Regions from separate parts of the Homo sapiens genome. Here region 1 is linked to region 2. The links are chromatin loops, found by intact Hi-C in ENCODE. Cell type or tissue: Caco-2. All regions are shown on one strand. Links, peaks and the distances in the headings refer to the core of each region. The heading gives the core; the rest is flanking DNA.

Region 1 (15,872 bases), core at 4,785-9,784, 290 kb after region 2:
GCACAGAGCCCTGGTATGTATGTGTACATACATACATACATACATATATATATATATATATATATATATATTTTTTTTTTTTTTTTTTTTTTTTGAGATGGAGTCTTGCTCTGTCACCCAGGCTAGAGTGCAGTGGCACGATCTTGGCTCACTGCAACCTCTGCCTCCAGGGTTCAAGCGATTCCCTTGCCTCAGCCTCCTGAGTAGCTGGGACTACAGACGTGCACCACCACGCCCGGCTAATTTTTTGTATCTCAGTAGAGACAGGGTTTCACCATGTTGGCCAGGATGGACTCGATCTCTTGACCCTGTGATCCACCCTCCTCGGCCTCCCGAAGTGCTGGGATTGAGCCCTGATATTTTTGAGACTCTGGATCTAAGCATGGTTGAGGCTAGAACTCCAATTTCTTAGTCTTTCCAGTTATATAAGCAAATACATTCTTTTTGCTTAAGCTACTTTTTTTCCCTTTTTTTTTGCTTAAGCTACTTTGATAGAGTTTTAGTCACTTGCCACTTATGAGAGTTATGATTAATATGGGCTATAGAGGAGGGAGATTAGATTTGTTCTAGATGATCCCAGAATTAAGACTAAGGTCTAAAGATGGAAGTCACAGCAAGGGAGACTGCAGTGTGAATCAAGACCTTGATAATGACAGGAGCTGTCCAGAAAGAATGGGAATGTTAGGAGGGAGTGTCTTCTCTGTTGCTGGATGTAGTAGAGCAGGGGTCTGCAATCTTTTACTTAGAGGGCCAGATTGTAAATATTTTAGTTTCTGCAGGCCATATGGTCCCTGTCGCAACTACTCAACTCTGCCATTGTAGTGTGAAAGCAGCCATGGACAGATATGTTAATGAATGACCATGGCTGTGTTCCAATAAAAATTTATAGAAACAGGCCTGCTGGCCCACGCGGGCTGCAGTTTGCTGACCCCTGAGCTAGAGAATCATCTGTTGAGACTGTTAGAGAAGAGGGGCACAGTCACCAGACTGGAGGTAGGGGTACAGCACTACACTAAATGATCCTTCCAGTCTTTTCCAACTTGACTGTTTTTGGGAAACGGCATTCCCAGCTTCGATCAACTGACCTACAACTCTATTTTGCAAATACGCCTGACTGCCACAGAGGACTGCTTGCTTCTGGGCTCTGGAGACCCAAAGTACAGCAGGTCAGAGTAAGTCTTGAGTATTAGTTTTGGAGGTGAGGGGCCCAACAGGGCTCCTCCAAATTCCTCTCAATGGCTCATCTGGTTTGTGTATCATGAATGAATCTAGTAAAACTGTCGTGGGGACATCTGTATTCTTGCCCACGTCTCTCTCTCGGGACAATGAGCTCTGTGAGTTGCCCTAGTCAGGTAAGCCTGGCTCCCTCTTATTATTGGGCCACACTTTACCTATGTGGGGTCACAGAGTTAGGAGGGCTCCGAGGTGCCTGTGAAAAACTTTCCCATCCTCTCCTTACTCTGCAGGATTGAACAGTACTTGCGTGAAGAAGAGAACACCTGCAGAGACAGGATACCTGCAGCCCTAAATTTGGGTTCTACTATTTAGACTATTTCAGCATTTTGTGCTTTTATCTTTATTAACTCCTTTCTACTTTTCTTCTTTCATGTTACTCTTATCTTTTCCTTTTTCTCAAGGTGTTATTAGTCCCTCTTATTTCCTGTGAAGAGCACTGCAGGTGACATATTGCTTTCAAGTCCTGCTTTGGCTATGGCTATACCTCGTAAGTTTTACAAGCATTATTCACATTGTCACGTATCCTGATGGCCTTTGTCTCCCAAACATACAGAATACAGATTCTTTCTTTCCTAAAAAGATCCATCTTCTAGAGCAGGAACAGTTCTAGGTGGCTTTGGTCCTCCCCATTCTGGGTGGAAAAGGAAGATTCAGGCACTTGGGTTTTTCTCCCAGCATCCTCCTCCTGACCTTCCTACCCTATGAGGACTAAGAGGACCTCCTCAAGGAGGGCAGTACCTTGTTAACGAAATAAAAGATGGCATAAACCAGGACGTAGAATGCAGAGCCCCCGGAGACTAGGAAATTTCTCCACCACCAGCGGTAATCCTGAGGAGGAAACAGAGGAAGGTCAGTGTTGTCCTGGGGCAGAACCCCTTCCTACCAATTTCACAGTTGCTTGAGGGGCTGAAGACTCTGGTAAGAGCAGTAACATATGGGGTGATGGAAATGTTTCACAGCTTGACTGTGATGGTGGTTCCAGAACTGTATGCATTTCTAAAAACCACAGAACTGTGGACAAAGAAGGGTGAACTTTACAGTTTATACCTCATTAAAAAAAAAATCAACAACAAAAAAATAATTAACATTTCTCGAGCAAATGCTTAGCATGTGGCAGGCACTATTCTTTTTTTTTTTTTTTTTTTTTTTTTTTTGAGATGGAGTCTCACTCTGTCGCCCAGGATGGAGTGCAGTGGTGCGATCTCGGCTCACTGCAACCTCCGCCTCCTGGGTTCAAGTGATTCTCCTGCCTCGGCCTCCCAAGTAGCTGGGACTACAGGCACGTGCCACCACACCCGGCTAACTTTTTGTATTTTTAGTAGCGATGGGGTTTCACCATGTTAGCCAGGATGGTCTCGATCTTCTGACCTTGTGATCTGCCCGCCTCAGCCTCTCAAAATGCTGGGATTACAGGCGTGAGCTACCGTGCCTGGCTGGCAAACACCACTCTAAGTGCTATAGATGAATCCACTCATTTAATCCTGAGAGCAGCCCTCCAAGTTAGGTCCTCTCACTCACCCCATCATGTGGAGGAGGAACGGATGGCATGAAGTTAAGCAACCCGCCCAAGACCCAGAGCTACTCATGGAGGAGCCAGGGTCCCAGCCCAGAGGGACTGTTCATCCCAAACCCTGGCTTCACCCACTCTGCCAATGGCCAGTTCCCAGAGGGAGGGCAGGCCACCCAGTGTGCATCAGCCTGTTGAAGAAACTACTACTGGAGTGGACTTGGCACTGGCAAATCTACTGTCCTTTCATCTAGCTGTGGTGAGTACCCCACACAACTAAGCTGGAAGGTATCTCATTAGGCCCAGGGTACAGCTGAATACATGGAGGCTGGGAGAGGCACAGCAACGTACTGGCCCAAGAGCTCAGAGCCAGAAGCAGGGGCCACATGAAGAGCCCAGACCCAGCCTCTCCGCAGAGCCTCATCAACCCGTTCAATGCTGGATCCAGTTCTCCCTCCCCCGCCTCCTGGCCCTGCTCTCCTCACCTCTGCACACAGCTGGAAGTACACCATGACGATGCTGATTTGTGAACAGGATACCACCAGGATGATGAAAACAAGGAACAGGAAGCCAAAGAGGTAATAGAACTGATTCTCCCAGATAGCCTGTGGACACACAGTGGGGCTTCAGCTGGCTTGACCACCCTGCTCCCCTTCCCCTGGCACACCAACCTGTCACAAGGGCAGGAGTGGACACATCATCATGACACCATCAGGGCCCGTGGGCCTGGCATGTGGCTCTGGCCCCTCTTCCCCAGAGCAGGGGGTGAGCCACACTGTCCTTAGGGAGGGGCCAGGGGTTGACTGACCTGCTCTGGGTAGACCCCAGCCTGAACTCAGCAGCTTGTAGAAAATAATGATTCTTATCCAAATCAAAATTATAGAGCAGCCACCACCACTTGAGCAGCTTACCAAGCGCTAGGCCTTATGCCACATGCCTCATATACAATTGCTACATGTGTGTGTCTATGAAAGCTTGGCCTGGTAGAGCTAAGAAAGTCAAGGATCAGAGACGCTGGTGACTGGCCCAGAGTCACACAGATGAAACAGAGGGGGCTTCCCTGGGAAGTGCACATGGGCTTTGGTACCATGGGCAGCCAACACCTCCTCTGACCCTTCTCCCAGGCAAACCTGTGTGGGTGAGGTGGTCTCAGCAGGGAGGGGCTGGGCCACTACTCTGGAATAGCAGATACATGTCCGGTACTGACTTGGTACAAGGTACCATCTGTGCTGGGCCCCGAGCTGGGTCAGCCACACTTACATGCCTCTGAAGGGCCTTCCTACCAACTTTCATCTTGGCACTCTTTGGGAGGAGTCATCATCACCATTACAACAGCATTTCCTGAAGTCAAGCATTTTTACAATGACTTATTCCAACTTCACAATGACCCTGACAAGCAGGAATCATTCTGTCCACCCTCCCAGGAGCTGTGAGTAACACAGAGAGGTAAAGATGTGCAAGGACCCAGAAATGAAACCAGGTGCAACGATGCTATTAGTCATGGTGGGGAATGACTGAAGTATCACTGAGGCAGCTTCTATTTACCAAGTCCCCCTTTCCACACACCAGGCTCCCCACACACCACATATCTCATTTAAATTTTTTTTTTTTTTTTTAGATGGAGTCTCTCTCTGTCACCCAGGCTGGAGTGCAGTGGCGCGATCTTGGCTCACTGCAACCTCCACCTCCCAGGTTCAAGTGATTCTCCTGCCTCAGCCTCCCATGTAGCTGGGACTACAGGCGTGTGCCACCATGCCCGGCTAATTTTTGTATTTTCTAGTAGAGACAGGGTTTCACCATATTGGACAGGCTGGTCTCGAACTCCTGACCTTGTGATCCACCCACCTCGGCCTCCCAAAGTGCTGAAATTACAGGTGTGAGCCACCGCGCCCAGCCTCATTTCACTTTCAATGCTGCCCTGAGAGGGAAGGCTGTTGTCCAATTTCAGGGTGAAGAATGGGGCTCCGAGAGGTGAAGTGGCCCATCTGAACTTTCTCAGGCAGTAGGCAGCAGAGCACCCGAGTGGAGTGGGAGTGACCCGGCTAGCATGGGTGGAGGGGTGGGGGAGGCACCAGTACTCACACTGAAGATGAAGAAGAGCTCGATGAACATGGCGCCGAAGGGCAAGATCCCAGCCATGAGGATGCTGCCACAGAACGAGAGGTTGACATTGTTAGAGACCAGGCCACCAGGAAGCCCCAAGCTCCTTCCCAAGCTGGCATGAAGAGAGAGCACCTACACGAGTGTGGTGGTGCTAATTCTTCTGGCATATTTCTGTACTATTATAATCTCTTGAGAGGTAGGCAGGGTGGGCATTATTCTCCTCATTTTATAGATGGGCAACTGGGGTGCAGAGAGGTGGGGTGACTTGCCCAAGGTCCAAGTGATGGTCTTAACCTGTCTCACTATACCCTTCCATCCTTCCCCTTCCTTGTCCTGGTTCCTAGGATGACACCAAGTCTGCCTACAACCTGGTCACCTTGATCTTGGAGTGAAGTTAAGCTTTCATAAACTCTATTAGAGCCGGCTGAAGCGGCAGGAACTCTGGTTGCCGCACCCTTCTGGTGGCGGAGGGGGGCGTACCCTCTTCCACGTTCCCCTGCTCTTGCCTCTGCTGGAGGACTCACCCCACAAATCGGTTCATGTACCACCGCTGCTCGGGGATCTGCCGGGGAATCTGGTTGGTGCGCACAGGGTTGTCATATGGCTGCTTTCGGAAGCCGAAGTAGTAGCCCAAGTAGACGAGGGGCAGGGAGATCCCGAACCACATGCACAGCAGAGCCACCATGGTGGGAAAGGGCACCTGTAGACATGGCACCATGAGGCCCCCACGAGGCCCTGATGCCCGGGATGGGGGCTGCGCAAGGGGGAGGGGACCTTCTGGGCTCCACAGAAGGAGAGGCGACTTGTGCAGCAGAAGCACACTCCCTGCCCCCACCACAGGGCTCCTGGCCAGAATCTCTTGAGGCTGACCCCAGCCCTGATCTGGACTCCCAGTGAAGAAGGCACCTCAGCATCCCAGAGGAGCTCACCATCCAGGGAGGAAGTAGGGGAGGAACAGGAAGGAGTGGACTGAGAACGTGAAGAGATGAAGAGGTCAAAATGAAGAGATTACATGTGGCACATTATGTGAAGAAAAGAAGGGAAAAAACAACACTGTACAAAGTGCTCCCAATCTTGTCAGAATAAAACTACATGATATACTATTAAGTGTAAAAAGGAGGCTATAAACTATGTGTATAGAAGGATTCCATTTTAATAAAAACACAACATAGTCGGTCCTCTGTATCCATGGGTTCTGCATCTGTGGATTTAATCAACTGCAAACAGAAAATGTTCAGGAAGGCCGGGAGCAGTGGCTCATGCCTGTAATACCAGCAGTTTGGGAGGCTGAGGTGGGCAGATCACTTGAGGTCAGGAGTTCAAGATCAGCCTGGCCAACATGGTAAAACCCAGTCTCTACTAAAATTACAAAAAAAAAATTAGCCGGGCACTGTGGGGGGCACCTGTAATCCCAGTTACTTGGGAGGCTGAGGCAGGAGAATCATTTGAACCTGGGAGGTGGAGGTTGCAGTGAACTGAGACCTTGCCACTCCACTCCAGCCTGGGTGACAGAGTGAGAGAGTGAGACTTCGTCTCAAAAAAAAAAAAAAAGAAAATGTCCAGGAAAAAAAAAAATACAATAAAATAAGCTGGGTACAGTGGCTCACGCCTGTAATCCCAGCACTTTGGGAGGCCTAGGTGGGCAGATCACTTGAGCCCAGGAGTTTGAGACCAGCCTAGGCAACACAGTGAGACTGTATCTCTACAATTTTTTTTTTTAATTGCCGAGTGTGGTGGTGACACCTGTAGTCCCAGCTACTCAGTGGGGCTGAGGTGGGAGGACCACTTGAGCCCGGGAGGCAGAGGTTGCAGTGAGCTGAGACCACAGCACTGCACTCCAGCCTGAGCAACAGAGTGAGACCCTGTCTCAAAACAAACAAACAAAAAATACAACAATACAAATTAAAAAACAATATAGTATAACAACTATTTACATAGCATTTACATTGTATTAGGTATTTTAAGTAATCTAGAGAAGAGTCAGAATATACAGGATGTGTGTACGTAAACACTATGCCACTTTATATATGGGACTCGAGCATCCTTGAATTTTGGTATCTTCAGGGGTCCTGGAACCAATCCCCTATGAATACCAAGGGACAACTGTATCTATTTATATTTGTGCCTGGAAAGGCCTATACCAAAGAGCTAACAATACTTCCTTAGATGGGATATGGGGGATTAGAACTGATTTTTCATTTTCTTCTTTATCCTCTTCTCTACACTTACTTTTTACAAGAATCACATAAAAAGAAATATATATATAAAGTGTTTAGAACAGTATTACTACAAAGCAAGCATCATATAAATGTTTGCTGTTATTTTATAAATTTTAAATTATGTAATTCTTTTGTAAGTATATCTATAAAAAGGAAAAAAGACAACATATATTAAAGACCTACATTGTATTTATCTCTGGGTGAGCAGATTTGGGGTTATTTTAAATTTCTTCTTTAACTTCTCTGCACTTTCCAAAATTTCTACAGTGAATGTTTATAATGAGCAGCTGGTAACTGGGAGGAAAATGCTCAAAGGGAGAAGGAACACAGGGATAAAAAAGGTGAAGTGAGAGGAAGGGCATGACTGTGTCTTGAGGGTGGCTTCCTAAGTTGCTGGGAAAGAAACCCCTCCTCTGTAAGCCTGGACGTGAAGCCTCATGCAAGGACCTTTACCGCCACCCCCAGGTGGAGGGCAGAGGGCTCTACGTGCTAAGGCTAGGATAGCAAAATGCCTGCCACATCTCAACTGCAGTCCTGCTAATTGACCAAGACCCCACTCCCCCTCCCCACAACTGAGTTCAAAATCCTCCTCAGTGAGTCTTGGACAGCTGCTAGTAACACACTGGACTGGGGCTGGCAGGATTCCCAGCTCTAAGGGTAATACAACCTGATCCTTCCTTTCCTCTCTCCTCCACCTGCAGGGGCTGGTGCTGAGGGGCAGGGACACTGAGGAGGACAGGCTTGCTTTGGGATAATGACCTAATAAACTCACACTGGGCAGCTCACTCTTGGTTAAGACAAAGGGAAATTCCCCAGTTGGCCGCTGGACTGTGGAAACCTCCCTTTAGAGAAGTGGGCTTGGGTCAGTTGACTGAAAGATCTCACAGGAAGGCCAGGGCCAGGGCATGACACACCAAGGGCAGGGCTGGGGAAACCCCAGCTGGCCCTCTGCCCTCATGGCTGGGAACGTAACTCTGGGGACTCAGAAAAGGGAAGGGAATGGCAGGAAGTGGCTTTTGGGAGTAGGGCTGAGTGCAACTGGTCCTCGCTTGCTGGGGAGGGGCTGGAAGGGTAGGGGAGGCACTTACCGCTCCTGATGAGTGCTTTCCCCAAATGAAGCAATTCAATACGAAGCAGATGCCAAAAACCACACCAGGGTACAGAGTTGCCGTCTGGAGCAAGAGGGGCCGGGTTGAGGAGCAGCATCCAGGGACCTCCCCTACCTGTCCCGGTGGGGCCCCCAGACCAGAAGCTCTTAAGCCCTCCTTGTCTTTCAGACTCTGCTCAAGCATCATTCCTTCCAGAAAGTATTCCCTGACCCTCAGACTGAGCAGGACTCTGTTCTATGCCCTCTCAGGTCCCTAATACTGCCCCTTCTTGCTCTCATCCCAGTTCGTAATTACATATTTTGGCTACCTGATCAATATCCGCCTATCCCCAAAAGACTGTGAGCTCCTTGGGAGGAGTGTGTCTACCTTGTTCTCTGATGTACTCTCATCACTGAGAACACGGTAACTACTCTGGCCAGGCGTGGTGGCTCATGCCTGCAATCCCAGCACTTTGGGAGGCCGAGGTAGGTGGATCACCTGAGGTCAGGAGTTTGAGACCAGCCTGGCCCACATGGCGAAACTCCGTCTCTACTAAAAATACAAAAAATAGCCGGTGTGGTGGCTCATGCCTGTAGTCTCAGCTACTCGGGAGGCTGAGGCTGGAGAATTGCTTGAACCCGGGAGGCAAAGGTTGCAGTGAGCAGAGATCGTGCCACTGCACTCCAGCCTGCGCGACAGAGCGAGATTCCGTCTCAAAAAAAAGAAAAAAAGAACACGTTAACTACCCAATATATACATATGTAAAAAAATTTTTTTTTTGAGGGGGAGAAAAATTACCTCCAGAATCGCTTGAGCTCAGGTGTTTGAGACCAGCCTGGGCAACATGGTGAAACCCTGTCTTTACAAAAAATTAGCCAGGCGTGGTAGTACGCACCTGTGGTCCCAGCTACTTGGGAGGCTGAAACAGATGGATTGCTTGAGCCCGGGAGGCAGAGGTTGCAGTGAGCCGAGTCATGCCACTGCACTCCAGCCTGGGTAATAGAGCAAGACTCTGTCTCACACACACACAAAAACCCTAAAAAACAACTTTAACAAAACACGTATGTCTGGGCCCCAACCCAAACTGCCTAGAAGGATGGTGAAGCTCTGAGTCTTGGGGTGGCAGATGCTGGGTTCCTATGTACCTTGTCTCACCTAATCCTCACGCAAGTCTGGAAGGAAAGTCTACCATTATTCCTTTTAATGAGGACACTGAGGCCTGGCGATGTTAAAGACAACCCCTCACCACCTCCACGTCACCCAGCCTCCTGAAGGTACAGCAGAGGTATAAACGCAGGCAGTCTGACCCCAGAGCCCATGCTCCTGACCTACTGCAGTGTATTCTTGCCAGTCAGAATCTCTTGGGTGGGGTATAGGCACAGGGATTCTAGTCTAGTCAATGCACCAGAGTTACAGTTGAGACTTTTTCTTCTATTTTCTTCAGAGACAGGGTCTCACTCTGTCACTCAGGCTGGAGTGCAGTGGTGCAATCATAGCTCACCGCAGCCTCAAACTCCTGGGCTCAAGTGATCCTCCCACCTCACCTGCCTGATTAGGAGGACTACAGGCACATGCCACCACATCCAAGTAATTTATTTTTTGTAGAGACAGGGTCTCACTGTGTTGCCCAGGCTGATCTCAAACTCCTGGGCTCAAGTGATCCTCCTGCCTCGGCCTCCCAAAGGACTGGGATTAGAGGCACAAGCCACCACAACCGGCATGAACCTTCTTGCCACACTGATCACCAGGCCAGGGACTGCTGTGGCAGCCTGAGCATCCAGGTGGGTCACTAACCACAATGACGAAGGCCCTCCGGAACCTGATGCTCAAACCTCCATTGCCAGTTTCATCTTTGGCTCACAGCCCTGCACCCAACAACTGGTCACTGTTCCTGCACATTCCTGTCTCTGGGCCTTTTTGCATAGGTCATCAACACCTCAGAGGATCCATTTCCTGAGGGCTAATGCTATACCAAGGTCCTTATGTGCAGTTAACCCTAGCTATCTTCATTGGAGAGATGGGGAAACTGAAGCTCAGAGGGCTGTTGAAAGTTATCAACCAATGCAGAGCCAGACTGGGATCTAGGCCATTCCAGAACCTTAGGCCCCACTGCTGGCTGCGTCCCTTCATCTGAAATCCTCCTCAAGGCCCGGCTCAAAGGTCACTTCCTCCCTTCCTTTGTGTTCCTGCATGACTCTGTTGTGTAGCACAGAATTCCTCATCTGCCTTCCTGGCTGAAATTTACTAACTGGGCACTGTGCTAGGTAGGAAAAAAAGCTCCAGGGAGAAAGGCAGACCCCTATGTAGAGAACAACACACCTGCCCCTACTTAGCTCTGCCAAGTGCTACTTAGGTCTCATGAGGGCTCTGCCAGGCTCGGGGTAGGAGGTGGGGGAGGCGGCAGCCTCTGGAGGACTGATGCAGGAGCTAAGACTTAAAGGATGAGGTGACACCAGCCAGGTGAGAAGAAAGGGTGGTGTGGCCCAGGCAGAGGGGATGGCACAGGCAAGGCCGTAGGAGAGTACACCCACACTGCTGCAGGCTGTTGGAGATGACCCCCTGTGGAAAGGCACCAGGGAAGGGTCAGAATCTTGTAGGGAGACCACAGAGGGCCAAGTGAGAGGCAAAGATGTCTGAATCCTTGAAGATGCAGAGATGGGGGTGGGAGGGGGTGGAATTCACGGAACATTCACAGAACATTTGGTAGGAAGATCCTTAGCACTTGATGTCTGAGAAGGAATGAGGCATGAGGAAGGAGGAGGATAGGCAGCTTCAGGTTTCTGGCTTGGGGGGCCTGGATCAATGATGGGCTCACTAGATGCAAGGGGTGGTTTGGGGGAAAAAGACTGGGTTTGATGTAGGATCCATCGAGGGAAATCCTGGAGGGTATCTGGTGACCTCTCCAGGGAAGAATCTTGCCAGGAGGGAGTGGTGAGTTTTACTCCTCTCTAGATCCCTGGCTCTTGGCATATGGTGGCCAGAGAAAAATGCTCAAATCATCAAGAATTCAGGAAGTTGGCTGGGCGTGGTGGCTCACGCCTATAATCCCAGCACTTTGGGAGGCCGAGGCGGGCGGATCATGAGGTCAGGAGATCGAGACCATCCTGGCTAACATGGTGAAACCCCATCTCTACTAAAAATACAAAAAAAAAAAAAAATTAGCCAGGTGTGGTGGTGGGCACCTGTAGTCCCAGCTACTCGGGAGGTGGAGGCAGGAGAATAGTGTGAACCCAGGAGGCAGAGCTTGCAGTGAGCCAAGATCACACCACTGCACTCCAGCCTGGGCAACAGAGCGAGACTCCGTCTAAAAAAAAAAACAAAAAAACAAAAAAACAAAATTAGCCAGGCATGGTGGCACATGCCTGTAATCCCAGCTACTCGGGAGGCTGAGGCAGGAGAATAACTTGAACCCAGGAGGTGGAGGTTGCAGTGATCCGAGATCGCGCCATTGTACTCCAGCCTGGGCAACAAGAGCAAAACTCCATCTCAAAAACAAACAACAACAATAAAAAAACAAAAAACAATTCAGGAACCTTTCTTTGATCCTCCCAAAATAGTCACGGTCACAACTTTTCTTTACCGAGGGCTTACTTTGTGCCAGAAGCGTCGCAGCCAGAACTGATACAGCCTGAGCTCTCCTTGAGCTTTTGACAGCGGTGAGAATGGCTTCAGAATCCTGGGCCCAGAGACTTCTCTGAGTGTGGGCACCCAAGAGTCTTCCTAGTCCTCTAAGAGACTCACTCGCTCTAGGAGAAGGGGCTCGGGGATCCCTGGGAGGTGAGGTCAATCTCGAGACCCCCTCTGGTTGCTACGCGCTTTTCTGCTGCCAAGAACTCTCCTTACCTCCAGGAGGCCAGAGAAGGGCAGCAATCCTCACCAAAGAGAAATGCAGGCACCAGCCTGGAAAATGGGCTGACAGGAACTTGGGTCTGGCCTCTTCAGGCTTAGGCAGGCAATTCCCTCTTTACTCAGGGTGTTCTCTCAGCTGCCCTGCTATTCTAAATCTTGTTATTCTGAATCCCCTATTTCTTCTCTTGCTTGAGCCATCAGACAATGTCAGCTAAAAATGACCTAAGTTCAAATCCCTCATTTTACAAATGGGGCAGTGGAGGCCCTGGGAGGTTCTGCTGCGAGCCTGTGGGTAACAGCCTGGGATTCCTGCCCTTGGACCTGTGCTGCTCCTGCTATGTCTTGCTGCTGCTCAGCTTCTGGCCCAAAAATCCCCACCAGGACCTGCCTACCTTCTCCTGAGGAGCCCAGGAAGAAGCTTCTCTGCTTCCCACCAAACAAGAGAAGGTTTAGGACACTCACACAGAAGGCTCCTTTCTTCCACCGATGGCCTTTTAAAGTGCGGTACAGACGGCCAGCAGAAAATCCGCCAAACACCCTGTGGGAAAATGGCAGGGATCCACACCAAGGGGACCCATTAGCTGGTGTGGAGGAGGCCTGTGCCGCCCCCGGGAGCCCACTCAGACACACCTACCCCATGAACATGAAGAGGAAGCAGGCTGTGGTCATGAGAGCTCCCCGGCTGGAGGGCGACAGCATCCCAAGCATGGCTACAACTGTGGAGGGAGGGAGGGAGGAAGGGCAGAGAAAGGCAGGGTGGCTGATCACCAGGCCTCTAGCCCCAGCCCCAGCCCCAGGCCCACCTTGGACAGGCTGACAGGAGGACTCTGGGCAGATGAGGCTCCCCCTCCCTTGTCTTCTCAACAGCATAGTCCCCTACCCTCTACAGGGGAAGACTGGGTCTTAGTTGGGGTTCGGAGGGGTGCAGCAGCTGCTGGGCCTTGGCTGGCCAAATCTCAACCGCAGCTTTCGGTCCACAGAGCACTTGCAGTGAGTCAGGTGCTGGGCTGAGGGCACCACAAATGCCAGGTCTCTGAATCCACCTTACCAACTCTGCAGGGTGATTACTTTCCCTATTTTTCAGATAAGGAAACGGAGGCTCACAGAGGTCAAGTGGCCTGTCCAAGGTCACAAAGCTTGGAGGCATGAGGCTGAGATGTAAATCTAGGCAGACTGACTCCAAAGCTGTCTAAAATTACTATATATTAGTGGGGTTTTTGTTAAAGAAAAAAATATTTGATTTCAATCCTAATCCTGGTACTGACTTTGGGCAGGTCACTTGGCCTCTGACTACAAAAGGAGGCCAAGCTCACAGCAATGATGTGTTGCCTCATTGATGGAGGAGACATGGTGGGCTCTGTAAATGGCTGTGAGGTGAATCACCAGTCCTGGGCTGGGGCTGGGGCTGTTGCTGAGATAGACGGCCTGTCTGGCCCAGAGATACTGACATGCCCACTTGGTGCCAGGAGCTTGGTTCCCTTTCTCCAGGGAGGGAAGCCCACCCTTCTCTCCTTGAGGCACCTGGAAGAGGAAGCCATGCCCCCATGCCCGGCCCCGCTGGGCACACTCACAGATGACGATGAGGATCATACAGAACAGCTGAATGCCTGAGCCCAGCAGGGAGCTGAGGATCATGGGGTACTGGGGGGGCCTGAAGACGTCGCCGTGCACCAACTTCCACCCAGACTCCTCCATGGTGTCTTCCTGCAGCGAAGGGCCAGAGTGAGGCTGGTTGTTGAAGATGGAGGCAGCTCTTGCAGGGACCACCCCCAAGGTGACAGCTGACACCCTCAGGTGCCAACCAGCGCTGCTCTGACACAGGAGTGTAAGTGATAGGAGAAAGTGCTTATCTGAAACTGTCACAAGAAAAGGAGGCCACAAACCTGATGCCTGTAGATGCGTAAAAGGAAAATCTCTTTAAATTCCACAAACCTCGTTTGTGGGAAAATAATGTAAATACCTCAACTCACTAAAATGTCAACTGTAAGAGTTCTTGGGTGGTGAGATTTGGAGTCAATTTATTTATTTTTTCTGATTATGAAAGAAATATGCATTCTTACTTGTGTAATAAAAAAAGTAAAAATAATTTGGTATGTAGCATGAAATTCAAATGAACAAAAAGTAATACATGTTTATTACAGAAAAATTTAAACAGAACGATATAAAAATAAAATGATTTGATACTCCCACTTAATAACACTGTTTTGATATAATTCCTTTAACCTTTTATGTATATATGTGTATATGTATGCTTTAAACAATAACATTGGGATCACACTATGTACTTTGTTATTTTCAGTTGGTATTTGTGAACATTTCTTCAGGTCAATAAAAGCTTGACATTGTATTTCAAAGCTGTAATATTTCTGGCTGGGCGCGGTGGCTCACGCCTGTAATCCCAGCACTTTGGGAGGCCGAGGCGGGCGGATCATGAGGTCAGGAGATCGAGACCATCCTGGCTAACAGGGTGAAACCCCGTCTCTACTAAAAATACAAAAAATTAGCTGGGCATGGTGGTAGGCGCCTGTAGTCCCAGCTACTCGGGAGGCTGAGGCAGGAGAATGGCATGAACCTGGAAGGCGGAGCTTGCAGTGAGCCAAGATTGTGTCACTGCACTCCAGCCTGGGCAACAGAGCAAGACTCCGTCTCTTAAAAAAAAAAAAAAAAAAAAAAAGCTGTAATATTTCTATACCAAGTCTTGGTGTTTTGAATCTTGCCTTAGAAAAATAATAGAAGAATTGCTGTGCAAAACAAGTTGCCTGTTTTAGTTCTTTTTTGTTTTTGTTGAGGTAGGATCTCCCTATGCTGCCCTGGCTGGTCTTGAACTCCTGGGCTCAAGTGATCCTCCTGCTTTGGCCTCCCAAAGTGCTGGGATTACAGGCACGAGCCACCATGCTCAGCCTGTTTTACAGTTCTTGATATCCACTGCCAATCACTTTTCAGAAAGCTACCAATTTATACTTCCATGGGTGGTATGGAAAGATGCTTAGTTCACATTAACCTTACCAACAATTAGTACTGTTAAAAAAAGAAAAAAAGTCTGTGCTAATATGATGGTCCAAAACGGTCTTCTCAAGATTGTTTGAACCTGCATTTTGTGGGGTTCTTCCTGAGGTAAAAACAGTTTTCTCTTGCTTACTGGGCATATTGCAGTGTCTTGCCTGTAAATTTCCTGTTCATCATTACATTCGAAATTTTAGATTTTTTGGTTTTATTTATTTATTTATGAGACGGAGTCTTGCTCTGTTGCCCAGGCTGTAGTACAGTGGTGTGATCTCGGCTCACTGCAACCTCTACCTCCCAGGTTCAAGTGATCTCCGGCCTCAGCATCCCGAGTAGCTGGAACTACAGGCACCTGCCACCAGGCTCAGCTAATTTTTGTATTTTAGTAGAGACAGGTTTTCACCATGTTGGTCAGGCTGGTCTTGAACTCCTAACCTCAAGTTATCTACTGTCCTCTAGTTTTTTTTTTTTTTTTTCCTTTGGAGACAGAGTCTTACTTTGTTGCCCAGGCTGGAGTGCAGTGGCACGTTCTTGGCTCACTACAACCTCCGCCTTCTGGGTTCAAGTGATTCTCCTGCCTCAGCCTCCTGAGTAGCTGGGATTGCAGGTGCATGCCACCACACCCAGCTAATTTTTGTATTTTTATTAGAGACGAAGTTTTCACATGTTGGTCAGGCTGGTCTTGAACTCCTGATCTCAAGTGATCCACCTGCCTTGGCCTCCCAAAGTGCTGAGATAACAGGTGTGAGCCACCGTGCCCAGCCCCGACCTAGTTTTTTTTAAAACAAAGAGATTTTGCATGAATTCTTTAAACTGTGCCATTTTTTTCAAGTTTGTTGCAGATATTGTTTGCCATTGTGGCCTTCT
Region 2 (15,872 bases), core at 7,537-12,536:
TCACCACGGCCGCCGAGGATCAGCCCATCAACCTGTGTGACAAGCTCCCGCCGGCCACGGCACTTGGCACAGCCTCCTACCCCTCGGATGGCTGCGGTGCCGACGGGCTGCGGAGCCGCGTCAAATACGGGGTGAAGACCACCCCCGAGGTGTGTGGGGCTGGGGGCTGAGTCCATTTCTTTCTGTAAAGGGCTGTCGCGAGGCGAGAATGAAATTGTATACGCCCAGAGCTTAGCTGGAGCCAGCCCATGTGTGTGACACCGAGCCAGGGTGGTGGCTGTGGCTGGTATGTGTTCGGTTCCTGGTGAAGCTCTGGAATGGGAGATGGCTTGGAGTGTGCCCCCAAGCCAGGCCCCCTTCTCCGAGCCTGTGAAGTGGAGCTGACGGCCCCTGCCTTGGTAGAGGTGGTAGGTGGATATGCATCCCCACAACCCATCCCCCTCCCCCAGAACAGCATCTGCTGGGGATAACAGCAAGTGGCCACTTTCGGCACAGCCAGGTACGAGGCCTCCCACTGCCTGGTTTGTCTGCGTGCCTGTCCCCATTTTATAGGTCGTGCGAAAAAAGGGCGAGGGCCCAGGGATGTGGGCAGTGGAACTCCTCCTTTGACTAGGCTGATGGACGGTGGTAAGGGTGGGCACAGTACGTACCCCTACCAGTGGGCATCCCCCCTGCTTCCTGGGGCCTCCCCCACACTTCCACAAGCTGCCTCCGGGCCACTAAGGTTTCCTGTAGTAGTGCCTCTTCTCCAACCTGGGCCCGGGGGCCAGAGGTGCCTTCCTGGAGCTTACACCTCTGGACAGGCTCTTCTCCCTCTCTGGGCCTGTTTTCTCTTCTGCAGAGAGAGTGGAGTAGGTGCTACTGCCTGCCTCATTTGGAATGTCTCGTGGGGACATTCTGTACCATGGGCTCAGTGCTGAGTTGTTGCTATGTGTCTAGCACAGGTGGCTGGGAGCAGGTTCTGGCCAGAGCAGGCTTTGCCTGGGTCCAAGGGACAGGCATAGCTGCTGTTCCATGAAGGGGGTGAGTTGTGTTCAGCAGCCATTGCCACTGTGGCCACAGGGTACATGGGGGGCCCAGGGAAGTGAGATGAGAGCAGGAACGCCACCAGCAGCTCCTATCTTAGTTTTTTCTCCATCTGTCTGCCCTGGCCCTGGCTCAGGGTTTGGCTGAGGAGTGGCGTGGGAATGTGGCTTGCCTGGGGCCACACGGCCAGTTATGGTAGCCAGCGGGGGCCCTCGGCATCCTGCCCCTATCCAAGTCTGTATGTGGACGAAGAGACAGGCACCAGGCCAGTGACCCTAGGGCACCAACCCCTGCGGGCCTGGTCCCAGGGAGAGAGGCCTGGCGGGGGCCGTGCTGTGGGACCAGGTGCCAGGCAATGCCCTTCTTCCTGGATTTGCTCCTCAGTGAGTGCTGTTCCCTTCCGGGCTGTGCCATGGCCATGCTGCCACATCACAGGGTCTGACCATACCGCCACCTGTTCCCTGAGCCTGCCTTACCTGCTAGATGCCAACCTCCTTGAGGGCAGGGACAGTGTCCCCAGGCTACTGTCAGTCACGATCTGAACGAGTACTTAGGACACATCGAAGGCACAAACTTTCCGAAAGGCAACAGTGGTCCTCAGCCGTCCCAGAGCGGTGCCCCGAGGCAGGGGCAGGAGACAGGTGGTGTGGGAGCTGAGCCATGAAGGATGAGAAGATGGAGGGGCATGGGGGAAAAGAGGGAGCTGCTCCTAAGGAGAGATGGTTGAGGGGCTTGGCCAGGGAGAAACTCGTGGTGGGAGCAGAGGGCTGGAGCCCTTCTCTACTGGAGGACAGGAGACTGCTGGGGGAGGCCGGATCCGGTTCCCTCTCCCTTTCTACCCGCATATTCTCAAGGGGCCACTGTGCTGTCCTGGGTGGGGGGCAGACAGGAGAAGTCCAGCTCAGGAGCTGCGGGAACGCATCCTGCTGAACGGACCTGTCGCCCTGGCTGGCTACCTCGCCCAGCGCATCTGTTCCTCCTCCCGACAGACAGCATGCTCGTTGCTTTGGTGACAGCTCGGTTGTCAACTTGGGGTTGCAGCCCCTTGGGGATCAGGGAGGAAAACCCCGAAGCCAAAATATATCTTGGCACGAGAGGAGGCTGGCGGGTGGTGGGAGTCCTTTCCATGTCTGCCTTTCCCCTGTACACGTGGCAGGTCCTGGTGTTGGCCTCTGCTGAGGAAACAGCTGACACCCTCCTAAGCGCTCAGCAGCCCCGGGAACCAGGTCTCTGCATACACTATTGCAGTCGGTCCTCCCTGCGGCAGCCCAGGGAGGGAGGTGGTAGCATTGCTGTCCCCATTGCACAGATGAAGGGAGCAGAAGAGGGGAGTGACTTGCTCAGGGCCTCGCAGCTATGGCTCTCGTGGCAGCAGGGCATGCGTGCCACCCTGGTCCCCAAGCTCACCGCCTGTAGGAGACCCAGCAAGGGCTTGAGCAGCTGCTTGGCCCAACCCTCTGCCTCTTGCCCTCCTTTTAGTCCCCCCCCTACAGCTCTGGGAGCTACGATTCCATCAAGACCGAGGTCAGCGGCTGCCCTGAGGACCTGACAGTGGGCCGGGCCCCGACGGCAGATGATGACGACGATGACCACGATGACCATGAGGACAATGACAAGATGAACGACTCTGAAGGCATGGACCCTGAGCGTCTTAAGGCCTTCAACGTGAGCACCGGCCGGAAACAGGTGGGGTGGGATGGGGGCAAGGCCAGGGCCAGCCCTTCCCATGGCCCGTGTCTCCACAGATGTTTGTGCGTCTCTTTGTGGACGAGAACCTGGACCGCATGGTGCCCATCTCCAAGCAGCCCAAGGAGAAGATCCAGGCCATCATCGAGTCCTGCAGCCGGCAGTTCCCTGAGTTCCAGGAGCGGGCCCGCAAGCGCATCCGCACGTACCTCAAGTCCTGCCGTCGCATGAAGAAGAACGGCATGGAGATGGTGAGTCCCCCCTGCCTGGCCCACACTTTCCCTCGGTGCCACTACTGACCTCCTGCCACACTCCCAGGATGCCCGGGCCCCTTCACCCAGGGTCTTCCCAGGAGCCCTGGAAGCAAGTACCATAATCCCTGGTTTGCAAATGAGGGAACTAAGGCCCAGAAAGATCACACAGCTCCATAGACTGAGGCGCTGGAGCCCAAACCCCACCCTGTGCCACCCACCCCTGGGGCAGGGTCTCTGCACAAGCCCAGGGCCCCCACGGGCCCCATGCTAGCTCCATCCCCGTTCTGCCTGCAGACCAGACCCACGCCACCCCATCTGACCTCGGCCATGGCAGAAAACATCCTGGCAGCTGCCTGTGAGAGCGAGACAAGAAAGGCAGCCAAGCGGATGCGTCTAGAGATCTACCAGTCCTCACAGGTACCTGCCACCGCAGCCACTACAGGGGCCGCTCCTGGGCAGCCAGGGAGGGCAGGCCTTATATGGGTGTGGACTGAGGGAGCTGTGATGGGTACAGTCGGGAGAAGGGCAGAGGGGGAACAGGAGGGCAAAGACAAGGAGAGGAGGTGGGTGGAGGTCAGGTGTGTTGTTCTCAGAGCTCCTCAGACCTCATACGGAAGCCTGGACTTCATCTGGAGACCAGAGGGCCCTGATCAAATACGCTGACAGGGAGATGAGCAGAGTTGGGGAAAGCCCCCGGGGGGAAGGTGGCTGGGGGAGGGGACAGACAGAATCCCACAGGTCAAACCGCAGCATTGGGTCCCAGGAGTCCTGGGGCCGCAGCATTTATCCACCTTGTGTCCAGGGATGGTAGTTGGGGCCAGCTGCCCCTTGGTTTCCCCAGCGCCCCCCTCTCCCCTCTGCAGGATGAGCCCATAGCCCTGGACAAGCAGCACTCGCGGGACTCCGCAGCCATCACCCACTCCACCTACTCACTGCCAGCCTCCTCCTACTCCCAGGACCCTGTGTACGCCAACGGCGGCCTCAACTACAGTTACCGCGGGTACGGGGCCTTGAGCAGCAACCTGCAGCCCCCTGCCTCCCTCCAAACAGGAAACCACAGTAATGGTGAGTCGGGGGAGGCCTGGGCTCTGGCTTCCCGACCAGCACCCAGCTGGGTCTGCAGAGCAGCCCTGGGCAGCGGAATGGGGAGAGGGAAGCAGAGGCCAGTGATGGAAAGGGGCTGCCTCACAGCATAGGGAGCAGGAGGGGCGGCTCTGGCACCCTTCCACTTCATCGTCTTAGCTGGTCCTTAGATTGGAAGGTGAAGGAGACTCAGTTGGTTAAAGCAAAAACCTACCGCCCCCTTCTCACCGCCAGTGACGCTTGCTCCAACACTTCCCACCTTCACTACCGGCGCCTCTCACTGGTTCCACTCCCCCAGGGTCCCTGTGGGTGCCGAGTCCCAGCCAAGGGCCTGTTCTTGGCCTGAGTTGAATCTCCGCAGCCCCGTCTGTCTCACCCATAGCGACTGAGGCTCAGTGAGACAGCTGCTGGCCTGGCCCAGCTGTGGCCCCGCTGGCCTGCAGGGCGGCTCCCTCCCCAGGCCTCAGCTCAGGGCCTGCCTTGTGAGGTGAAAGCTTTCCTCACCTGGGTGCTGGGCCTCCGTTCTTGCCCCTGCATTCATGGAGCCTACATCTGAGACACCTGGGGTGATGGTGCACACCTGCTCCCTCGCTCCGCTCCTGTAGCTGGGTGATTCAGTAGGTGCTTTTCCGGTAACTCCCCAGGCTACTCTGCGCAGATGGGGCACAGACCATTAGAGGAGACAGCCCCCGAAGAGACAGAGGCTTCCTCATGGAGTCAGGTGCTGCCGTGAGCACGAACTGGAATGGGGAACCTCAGACCCCTTTACTGTGAGGCCAAGGGAAGCAGGGGAGGAGTGGGGTCAGCCTGGTGGGTCACAGGACCTCTTGGGCCAGGCACTCGGGTTGTGTTCTGTGTGCAGGAGGAGCCCCTGCTAGGTTTTAAGCACAGAAGGGCCGTGAATTGTGTGGTCTGTGTCATTCTGTCTGCCCCTGTAAGAAGGTTTGAATGGGCAGAGCAAGAGGCAGAAGCCATGTGCTTTGGGGGTCGTTCAGAAGCCAGGGAATGAAGGGAAGAATTGAGGAACCTGAGTAGGTTGGAGAAAGGTGCCACCTGTAAGCTGGGGAACCCTGGTGCAAGGTCTTGGCTAAACATGCCTGAGGATTCCCTAAGCCCCCATCCTTGGCTGCAGGAGACCCCTCACTGTTCCTGGGCAGCAAGGGAGGGAGCTAGTCCCCACCCATGGCAGGAAGCCCAGGCTGCCTCCACTCGCCTTGACCCCCGCCACCCCCCAGAACCAGGAAGTGTATGCAGGTCCCTGGAAGATTCCTGCCTGGGCTTAACTCCTCATCCCTTCCTAATGCCTCTTAACCTAAAATAAGAGGCCGCCTGGCCCTAATCCCTGAAGCTAAGGCCGGAGTGGCCAGCACGGTGAGAGGTGGAGTGGCTGTCCTAGGCGGGCTCCTTTCATTCCAGGAAGAAAAGCCCTGCCCCCCCTACACATGGGGGTCTGGGGCTCAGCAGGTGAGGTGAGGGTGGTCTGGGGCCTGCTCCCTCCTAGCAGCAGGCGATGGTGACAAGCCTCTACCTGGTGTCCACCCAGCATGACCTATTTCAGGGCTGCGGCTGCCAAGTCCCCCTGACCCTCCTAAGGGCCTCTCATATTAGGGCTGAGCCTGCTTCATGCCTGCCCGTTCACACCTGCCCAAGAGGCACAAACAGCAGCCAGAGAATGATTCTTCCAGGGAGGCAGCTGGCTCTGCCCTTGTGCATCCTGGGGTCTCAGTCTCCCATCTGTGAATACCCTGGTTCCTTCATGGTGGGTGGGGAGGCCACTGACGCAGAAATCTGGTCATTTACCTCCTTGCCTGGGGCAGCCCCTGTCCTTGAGCACTAGTACCTCATTTGAAGAACATTGTTTAAATCCTCCAGCAGTTGAAGGAAGACAACAGGCAGCCACGTGGTTGCAGGGCCACCCAGCCCCACTGGCCTCCCCAGCCTCAGCCTTTCAAGTATTGTTCAATCAGTTTGGTACCTCAGCCGGGCAGCCGTATTAATGGCTCAGAGCTCCTCACTTTGCTCATTATGTTGTCATCTGGAGATGCAAATCAGCTTAGATAGAATCAGGCTCGGCCTGTCTTGCCTGGGGTGCTGGGTAACTCATGCTCACTCCTATCCCTCTACCCACCATACGGCAGTCCCTCGGCAACCTGAGCATCTGGCTGTAACCAGAGTCTACACGGGGGTGTCTCCAGATCAGATCAGCTGCAGGAAACAGGGACCTTCTCCTTTCCAAGCCTCAGCTACAGCCCAGGAGAGAAGGGAGGAAGCTCTGAGCACAGGCATGAACAGGATAGCACTTGGGGAGAGGAGAAAAGAAAGGAACCGGGACCACTGCTCATGTTGACTATGCCAGGAGGCTCTGGCCACTCCCAAGCATGACGCAGAGGGGACCAGAACCACCCTAGAGAGAACCAGACCCTCTTCCCCCGCATCCCTCTGGGTCCATCCCCTGCAATATCCAGAAGTTAGCAGAGGCACTCCTGTTCCAAGCTTCTCAGTCCCGCATTGTGACAACACCCTGGGAGTCAGTCACCTGTTTGGCTGCTGTTTCCAGACACAGCCCCAACCCCTTCCCCCTGTGTTTGATTTTAACAGACTCAACTGTTTCCTTAACTCTCAATTCCAAGGACGCTATTTAGAAAATAGTTCCTAGGACCTCCTCCTTGGTGTCCACATTCTCTGGCCGGAGAGGAAATAACCCCATGTGACAAACTGTCCCATCTTAGACTCCAGCTTCCTTCCCCATTTGGGGGCTGCACCAGCTTCCTTTTAGCAGCAGTCAGGTTTCCATAGTTTATCCCAAGATGTTACTTCCAGTCTGGATACCTCCCGTGACAAGAGCTTGTCCATCTCTCTTCATAGCAGCATAAAAACTGCCATGGAGATGCAATCATGAGAGAATGTGACCATCAGAACTTTCAGGGTAGCTGGGGGAGCCTCACACCCCCGTGGAAGATAAAGCTGTGGGGAAGGGACTCCAGGGGGAGGGCAGACAACAGAGAAGCTGACCTGGCTGCATCAGAGAAGGCTTCCCAGGGAAGCGGCAGCTCTGCCTGCACCTGCCCAGATTCTCTCTTCTTTGGCTGTTTCTTGCCGAACACCTTGTAGAATGCTTTTCAAATTCCAGGAGCTTCCAGGTCTCCTGGGAGCCCATTCAGAAAGCCCTGAAACCTCTTTGGAAGCCCTTCCCTATTGGGCCAGTCTAGGCAGTCAGGCCTCCTGTGGGCTGAGAAGGAGCCTCAGCCTGTGCTGAGTGTTTCACAGCCGGCATCTCAGCTTCTGCTCGCAGGAGCCGCCTAGTTTTGGCAGATGAGGGCTCTGAGGCCCAGAGAAGTTAAAGAATTTGCCAATGAAGTAGCAGAGCAGGACTTGAATCCACACTTGCCTGACTCCAAAGCCAGGAGCTTCTTGGGAAAGGCCAAGAGAGGACAGGGCCTGGCGGTCCCCTCCCCAACACGCACACCCCTAGTGTGTTTTGAAAGATGGCAGGCTCCCTCTTTGCCATCATCCGAGGACAAAGGGCGGGCAGTTTCTCCAGAAGCGAGTCTGAGTCTTGTCCTGATGGTTCCGGCCCACACTCCCTCGTATCCTAGCAGCATGAACCCTCCACCTCACTCAGGCACAGGACTCCTCCCAGGAGGGGGGATTCGAGGTGCTTGAGGCTTAGCAGAAAGAGGCTTCACACACCCAGCCCCTTCCTCCATCCACTGGCTGCCATGGTCCCTCCTGGGGGTGCAGTTATGGCCTGGCCAGTCTGGCCTGTACCTCTCCCCCCAGACAACCAGGGCAGCTGGCCTCTCTCCAGCTGGACAGAAGCCCCTTTCTTGTCTGGGCACACAGATGTTTCTTCTCCTGGCCTTTTGTGGCTCGACTCTCAGCTCCTCCTGGGCTTTCCCCACACGCATCTCTCAGGTGTGTTGGGCCCCTGCCTACCTGCAGAGTCTCCTGCACACCATCTCCCCTTCCAGCCTCGGTGTCTGGGCTGGGGAAGAGCACACAGATGGGTGCTGCTCCTTTAGGCACACTGGCAGAGGCTTTCTTTTAGCACTTGTCCCACAGTTCCTCAATGGAAGTAGTATTTCCCATTCCCAAGCTCTGCTCACCACACTGAGGAGAGGCAGATCTTAGGAGTTCCTTTGCCCCAAGGCCGCCTCTTCCTCACCTAAAACCGGATCCTTGCAAGATCACCCTGAGGATTCTCTGAGAACCCTGTCGCCCGCAGGCCCATTCTAAGCACTAGGGATAGAGCCATCAGGGAGATGGACCAGAGCCACGGACTTCAGTGCCCAACTCACAGTGGGCACTAGGCCATAGGTTATGACAGTGCCAAGGAAGGTACACCTCCCAGATGCCAGGCAGGGTGGCTGCTCCCTTCTCACCCTACTTCCCTCTCCACAGGGCCCACGGACCTCAGCATGAAAGGCGGGGCCTCTACCACCTCCACCACCCCCACGCCCACCCCCTCCAGCACCAGCACCAGCAGGCCCGTGCCCACCGCTCAGCTCAGCCCCACGGAGATCAGCGCCGTGCGGCAGCTCATCGCGGGCTACCGGGAGTCTGCTGCCTTCCTGCTGCGCTCTGCAGATGAACTGGAAAACCTCATCCTACAGCAGAACTGACCCCACCGGCACCTGGAGCGCACTGCCCTAGGGAAGGAGGCTGTCCCAGCCTGGACCTGGCTTCCTGCCTCACCAGTTGGTACATTTTGTTTTTGAAAGAGGTGGGATCCAAAAGAGCTGTTTCTAGCCACACTCCAAGCACCTGAGACTTTGGGCACAAGGACACTTTTTTTTTTTTTTTTTTTTTTTTTTGGAATCTCACCACACGGGTGCTCTGACCTGCTTGGAAGAGGCCAACGGGGCAGCTCTGGAAGGGTTGGGGGCTCCCCTGACAAGGCGCTGGGGCTGCAGCTCTGTTTAGAATCACCTTCGTGGACCCTGATGTTAGAATCCCACCCCCAGATAATTACCTTTCAAGTCTTAGGTGAGCAGAATTGCATATTTATTGAGAAAAGCAAAGTGGACCCTTTCTTCCTCTCCCCTTAGTAATTTATTTTTCTGAAAATGGATTCTTTTGTGTTTGTACAGATTGCTAGTCTGTGTCTGTCTGATCAGAAGGATGTATCCCCATACCTAACATTCCATATCACTACACTGATGTGGGCTGGGGCCAGTAGGGGCAGGACAGGTGCCAGGCTGGCTGTTCCTCTGCATGCCTGGTGCACCCTGTGGCCGCTAGCCCTTGGCCAGGCCATCCTGTTGCAGATCCCAGTGCTGCCACAGGGACACCACCAGGCACCTCCCTAGGCAACGCCAAGCAGGAGGACCTCACCCACACCCATGGCAAAGCAAAACAAAAGAGGCACCCCGACCCCATTCTACAGAAGCCCCAGTCCATGGTCACCTGTATTCTACCTCACACTCCAGCGTGGGCTTTTTCCAGGATGTGCCCTGAGCCTGTTCTGAACAGCTGTAACCCCAACTCCCCCACACAATGTGTCTGCCTGGGAGGTAAGTAAGTCCAGACTGGGTGTCCAGGAGCTGGAACCCAGAGAGCGTCCTGTCCCTAACCAGCCACTGCAGCCCTCCAGCTCTGGCCCTCAGCTGCTTGACAGGACGGACTGCTGGGAGATGGCAGCCGGTTGGCAGGGCCCTTGCCCTCACACCCCGCTGCCCAGGAGCCAGGTCTGAACTTCTGTGCACAGGCCTGGCCCCTCAGACTCACTCCTGCCAAGAGGGGCCACTTCTTCAGGGTGAGCCCCGGCTATCAGGCAGCCGTGAGCTCCAGGGCGGGCTGCAGCTCCCATCCCCTTGCGCCATGTTTGGAGTAAAGGGATCAGTGGAAGTGGAGGAGCCACTTGGGTTCTCCTAAGACCAGCCCTTCCGGAGGGGCCGGTCCTGGAAGAAACCCATAATCCCTGGAGTGTGAAAAAGGGCAAAAAGAAAAAGCTGGCCTGGTTTCCTTCCTCCCTGATTGATTGATTGATAGGCACTTCCTCTTGCTCAGTGCAATACCTACCAGTGCTGCTAAACCAGGGACTCGCCCAGACCTCAGCAGGCCCCCAGGGCCTCTCCGTGCAACACTCCGTAGCCATGACAGCAGCTCTCTGCTGCCCGCCCCTGCCCAGAGCTGGCAGAAGCCCTCTGTTGCCTTTCCTCCCTCAGAGCAGAGAGGCCCCAGGGGAGCCAGGGCCGAGTGGATCCTAGGATGGCCACGGAGAGCCACTCGCTCCCAGAACAGGCACCCCTTCCCAAACCAGCTTTTCTGCAGCCAATTGCCTGTTGCAGCTGTGGCCACTGCCTCCCGGCACTGTGGCAGACTCCCCCCAAGGAGGGATGGGGGGGGCACCAGTGAGGATGCCCCATCCTGCCTCAGGTCCAGAACTCTGAAAGGTAGGGTGCCCACCCCGTGCTTACTTCCGGCCCCTAGAGGTTGGGGGTGGTCGTTATCTCTCAAGTGGCCTCCAATACCCCATCCAGCCACACCACCTCTGCCTTCCATCTGACCAATCCCCAGGCCTCTGGTCAGGGCCAGGACACCTGAGACTCACCCTTAGCACAGCACAACCTCCAGTGCCCAAGGCCTCTCCCACACCCCAGCCATCCACACATCTGGCCCCACCTGCTCAGTACTACTCAACATTTGAATTCGTGTAAATATTTATTTTTGTGTGTGAACAATACTACAAAGTAATCAGTAAGATCTTTTGCAAAAATGTTACCCCAGGCAATTATTTGTGAAAATCTTAATGTTAAAACCTGGCAGAGACAATCGCCACCCTAGAATTCCTGGTATCAGTTACTTAACGTGTCACTTCTCCTCCCAGAGGCAGTACCCAAGCTAGACATGAACCGTTTGCATTTCTTGGCAGACAGGAGTGAGAAAGACTGGGGAAGGGGCTCCCTCCCCCTACCCACACAAGGATTAGATCTAAAGATCAGCATAAGCTACAGTTTGAAGTCATGTTTTTCTGAGTTCAAGCTGTTGGAACTGACCACCCTCCAGCCTGCCTTAGTACTGCGGCAAGAGCGTAGGTTCAATGTGTTTTCAAGAGAAAGGAAAGAATATGTTGTTAAAGTCCATTGGGCCTCCCAGGCCCCTCCAGGACAATGGATTTCATCATGTCGACCCCACCTCTTGGGTGGGCTCCTCCTTTCCAGTGAAACTACACCTGAAGCCCTAGAGATGGCAGAATCAGGAGCAAGTTTCTGCATGGAAACAGGATTCCATTTAGCTGGCTCAGTCAGGGAACTTGTTTTGCTTTTGTTTTAAAAGATGCAGCTTCAACCCCTTCCCCCTACTCCCGACTTGGAGGGCACCAAAGAGCTGGTTCTGATGAACTAAGCTCACTGCTGTCTCACCCTCACCAGAGGGACTGCCTTCTCCCAAAAGGAGCTCCCAAAGCCCTTGTCCCACAGCCATTTAAAAATCTTCTGAAGGGCCTCAGGGCACAAAGTGATCATTTGGGATCCTAAGTTAAAAAGGAAATGCAAGAGTAGGATACTCCAATTCCAGAGTCTTTGCAGGAGGCTAATCCCACAAGAAGGGTAGCATCAGAGAAGTGGGCATTGGTCTTAGTGGTGGATCATCAGGTAGACAAGTGATAGTGTGTGTAACCCATCTGAAATTCATTTTACCGTCACCACTCTTACAAAGGACAGTTTATTCCCAAGGACAGTGCTGACGGGGAGGGGGACAGGCAGGGAGTTAGGAGGGTTTTCGAGGATTTCAAACAGGTGGAACCCATCCATCCCTATTCCCAAGGGCCACTTACAACTCTAAGGGTGGTTACAGGATTAACTACCAGTTCATTTTCAAAATGCTGCTTTGAACTCAGAGGGTTGATACTTTTAATTTGTAATTTTTTGTAAAACTTTTTACAAAATAGTAAAGTATTTCACCAGAATACCAGTTTCAATCCGTCCATGGTCTGATTTTTATATAATTTAGTGGTGCTTTAGAAACTTTGTTTTTGTTGTTTCTGAGCTAAACAGCTCAATCCTTTTTCGCCTGTATCTACCTAAGACCAATGTGAACCTTTGTATTTTTGCTCCTAATTTTGGACTCAGTGAAAGTGTACTGTTTACATGTACAGATGCCCCCAGTCCCTGTGTGTTCTGCAAGACTTGCTCTTGAGGAGGAAGATGCACCTCACTAAGCTCATCTGCTTAGCAAAGCCACAAACAAAAACCTCTCACTTTTTACCTACGTTTCCACCTAAAAATACAACAAAAAACCTATACCACGTAGAACTCAGATTGGCTGAAAAACACTTTCCACCTGGTAGATGGCCCATATGCCTCAATTATGTGGTCCATTTAGGAGCAGGAGTCAGAAGAGAGACCTCTTATTGGCTGCTGGTGGGTAACTGCATGGACAGAGGAAAAGGGAAGGCAGGACTTTGCTGCAGAGCTGTGGGATGAATGTAGTTCTTCCCTGGGCAGCCTGGGAGTGGGAAGGTCAGAATGACTCATGTTGCCTTCAGGATCAAGCCATCCAGGATTTAGGGACAACCCAAGAGGTCTTTAGTCCTCTGGCATAATTTAGACATGTTTTGGAAGAGCATGAGTTCCATATCTGAGATGAGATTTAAGACTTTCAGTGCAGATAGTACAAGCCATTTCTTCAGGGTTCCTCTGGGGGCAGCTCCTTCATGAGGTCCCACCTCCGGGGAGGGGCACAGGGCTCCAGATAGTAAGCACTTAAGGCAAACAGTGGATGGCACCAACTTTTAAAGGTGACTCTATTAATGGCTTCACCTCTAAATTATATTTTTACAGATATGCACCTATGCAACTTAACGTGGCTCTTCTAAGCAGGTGAGGACTTCCTCCTCAATGCTCTCTATAAAAATTATTTGTGTTCTATATAGTGAGTTTTACCAGTAAATGTGGCTTAATATTTTAATTCTTAGAATGTGTCTTCTCTACGTGATGTGACTAAATTCTGTTTTGTTTGTGGAATGACTAGCACAGGCCGACTCCCTCTCTCCCTCACTTAACAAAAGACCAATGAGCTGTTAATCGAGCTGTTATCTCCATGGTATTACTTGCTAAATGCACTGATTTCATAAGTATGTGGAATCCTTTTCCTTTTGAATCTGTATATCATATATAAGACTGAATCTACTTAATAAACACTGAACAACAAACCGAATGCTCTGCTTCCACTGTGTCCTATCAACAGCAGCACCGCCTGCCACTTCTCATCCTTCCTCATCTAGTTGGGCACCGAAACATCTTTCTACTAGTAGATTCCACCTTTTCCTAGCCAATAGTATGGCACACAGAAGGTCCTCAGTACATTTTCTAGAACAAATAAACCTGTAATTCCAGCACCTCATCTGTTAGAAAGGGAAGGAAATGAACCTTTCCCAGGTGCCCTTCAGTTGCTGAGCACAGGCAGAACTCTCATGCACTGTTTTAAATCTCAGTTCCCTTACCCGCCACGTGCAGACACAGAGGCACACGGGGTACACGCCTTGCTGAAATTCAGTGACCAGCAAAAAACTTGTAGCTTTTCCACAACCTCTCACCCTAGCACATGGCCAACTGACTGAAACCAAATTCCCATAACAATCCCTAAGTGCTAGTTTGGAAAACTGAGCAAACATGATCCCTGGTTCTGAACCTTCAGTGCTGCACATTCCATTCTATGCAAAACCCTGGATCCCACCTTGAAGGAAACAAAAGGGCTGCTTTTCCCAAAGATACTTATTTGTGCTAATTTTTTTTCATCCTATATATATGGTTTAGGTTAAGCTTTAAGGAAAAATGGTAGGAATATGGCTGGGAACCAACATGATCATGGATTTAAAAACAACTTTAGGCATGTTAAAAGCATACATTTGCTAAAATTCCGTGTGTGTGTATATATACACACACATATATACATACATATATACACATATATATACATACATACACACATACACACATATATACACATACATATACACATATATACACATACATATACACATATATACACACATACATATATACATATATATGTATACACATTTATGGCAGTTATTAAAACCTTGATTTTTAAATAACATAAGAATCCTTTTTCTCATAGAAAGTCTGTGCAGTAGCCAAATACATAAAATGGAGAAGGGCATGACTTTGGGGCTGAGACTCACTGAGAGCCAGAAGACGATGGCCCTTGACACCTCCCTTGCCGCTTTCCTTTTGCTGAGGGGCAGCAAATCCTCAGTTAATACCACGGAAATTCCTTCTCCTGCCTCAAATGATCACCACTGAGACTCCTCAAACTATTAAGACTATTAGAAACCCACAACCTGTGACAACAGCTCCAGAACATGGACCCCGCTGGCCTGCTGGCCAGCCCTGCAAACACTTACCTCCTTCCACAGGAAATACTGCAGTCCACCAGAGCACTGAGATTCCCAGGAGAAATTGCCTGAGGGCAGAAAAGTGCTCCCTTATTCTAGTCTGGCTCCTTTGGGGGCTCCGCACCACTGTTGTTAACAGTGGATAAAAGACTTCATCAAATGGGAATGTCCCCTCAGAAGAGTGAACTAAAATGTATTCAATGACAAAACAGGCAAACCTCCCTTTATGAAAAATAGGAAAACATGCATATGCTATTTTTCCAACTTAAAATGCACTAGGGAAGCTTAGTAGTTACATTTCTTTGCAAGAAGAATCTCTGCAAAATCCTATCTTCCCTTAATTGATCTTTTGTATAAACACAGATTTTATTAGGTTTATTCTCAGCCAGTGGTTCTTAAACAAAGGGCCCCAGCTGCCTAAGGAGCTGGTAAATCCTGACACAGTATGCAAAACTTTGTGAGGCCAGGTGTGCTGGCGGGAAGATCGGGAAGATCGCTTGAGGCCTGGAGTTCAAGACTAGTCTGGGCAACAGTCTCTACAAAAAATTTTAATATTAGCTGGGCATGGTGGCACGTGCCTGTAGCCTGAGCTACTTGGGAGGATGAGGTGGAAGGACCACTGGAGCTCAGGAGTTCGAGGCTACAGTGAGCTATGATCACGCCACTGCACTCCAGCCTGAAGAGAGTGAGAGTCTGCAAAAAAACCCCAAAAAACTTTGTATGTGCATTCCATGGGGGGAGAGTTCCCAAAAAAAGGTTAAGACCCACCCATATCAGGTAACACAGCACTGACAACTGTTGTTCTCACAGGGCGTTCGTCTATGGCTTACGGTAGAGATGTTCATTCTAGGCTTTCAAATTGACCAGAGACAAGAGGAAGCATAGGGGTGTTGTCCAATTTTGGAGCAATCTCCAAAGTTCCACATCCTGCCACTTCTATGGCTTCAAACAACACCCACACGAGGGCAACACAGCCTGGGTCCCCTCCTCTCAGGGAGACAGGGCAGGCAGATGCTTTGGCCATCAAGACCCCTGATGGATGCAGGCAGCTCTATTTAGCATGCACACATACCCACACACACTCTAACACAGTCTTACAGCAGGCTGGATAGCAAATAAATGACACCTTGCCAGGCCAGTACCATTCTTCCTATATTCTGAAACATTATTTCCCTTGTCCTTTGGACCATGAGCAAAATAAGCCTTCCTGACCAAATATTCAGTCTAAACTCAGGACTACACTCAACCTTTGGTCAGGTCTGTGGCCTGAGACCAAAAGCCAGGGTCCAAAGTGACTTCACAGCCTGCATCACCCCTCAGCGCAGTGGGCACAAGGCCTACATCCTGACAGCTCCTTTCTGGAGCAAGAGTGAAGTAGCTGGCAGTAGCTGTATAGATTTCTACTATAAGTTCACCTAACAATTATTGCCTTGGCCTGCTGTGAACTAATAGTCATTATGTCC

What was found. Peaks named below come from ENCODE experiments on the same cell type or tissue, not always from the same donor. Only the 100,000 strongest peaks of a DNase experiment are listed, where the experiment ranks them.
Region 1: a loop joins it to region 2, with 6 times the contacts of the local background. A loop is called at or near these places in 5 of 110 quality-filtered maps.

The regions. Positions count from the first base shown.
Region 1 is chr20:32,147,468-32,163,339 of GRCh38, reverse strand. It overlaps TM9SF4 (transmembrane 9 superfamily member 4), which reads right to left. Exons shown (of 18, transcript NM_014742.4): 10 at 13,574-13,706; 11 at 12,637-12,718; 12 at 12,465-12,540; 13 at 8,154-8,237; 14 at 5,371-5,546; 15 at 4,826-4,889; 16 at 3,229-3,348; 17 at 1,975-2,064. Among named protein-coding and RNA genes, the nearest start is that of TM9SF4, 46 kb to the right of the region's middle. RefSeq lists enhancers at 3,055-3,946, 10,200-10,494, 13,219-14,110 and a silencer at 10,200-10,494. In Caco-2, for the core only: a CTCF peak has its summit at 7,526; DNase peaks (open chromatin) are centred at 7,519 and 8,029.
Region 2 is chr20:32,440,395-32,456,266 of GRCh38, reverse strand. It overlaps NOL4L (nucleolar protein 4 like), which reads left to right. Exons shown (of 11, transcript NM_001256798.2): 6 at 1-149; 7 at 2,506-2,691; 8 at 2,772-2,963; 9 at 3,261-3,383; 10 at 3,830-4,031; 11 at 8,451-13,208. The coding sequence ends at 8,671. Among named protein-coding and RNA genes, the nearest start is that of ASXL1, 90 kb to the right of the region's middle. RefSeq lists enhancers at 7,770-8,271, 10,184-10,845. In Caco-2, for the core only: no CTCF peak of the experiment used is centred there; DNase peaks (open chromatin) are centred at 7,714, 9,627, 10,262, 10,392 and 4 weaker places.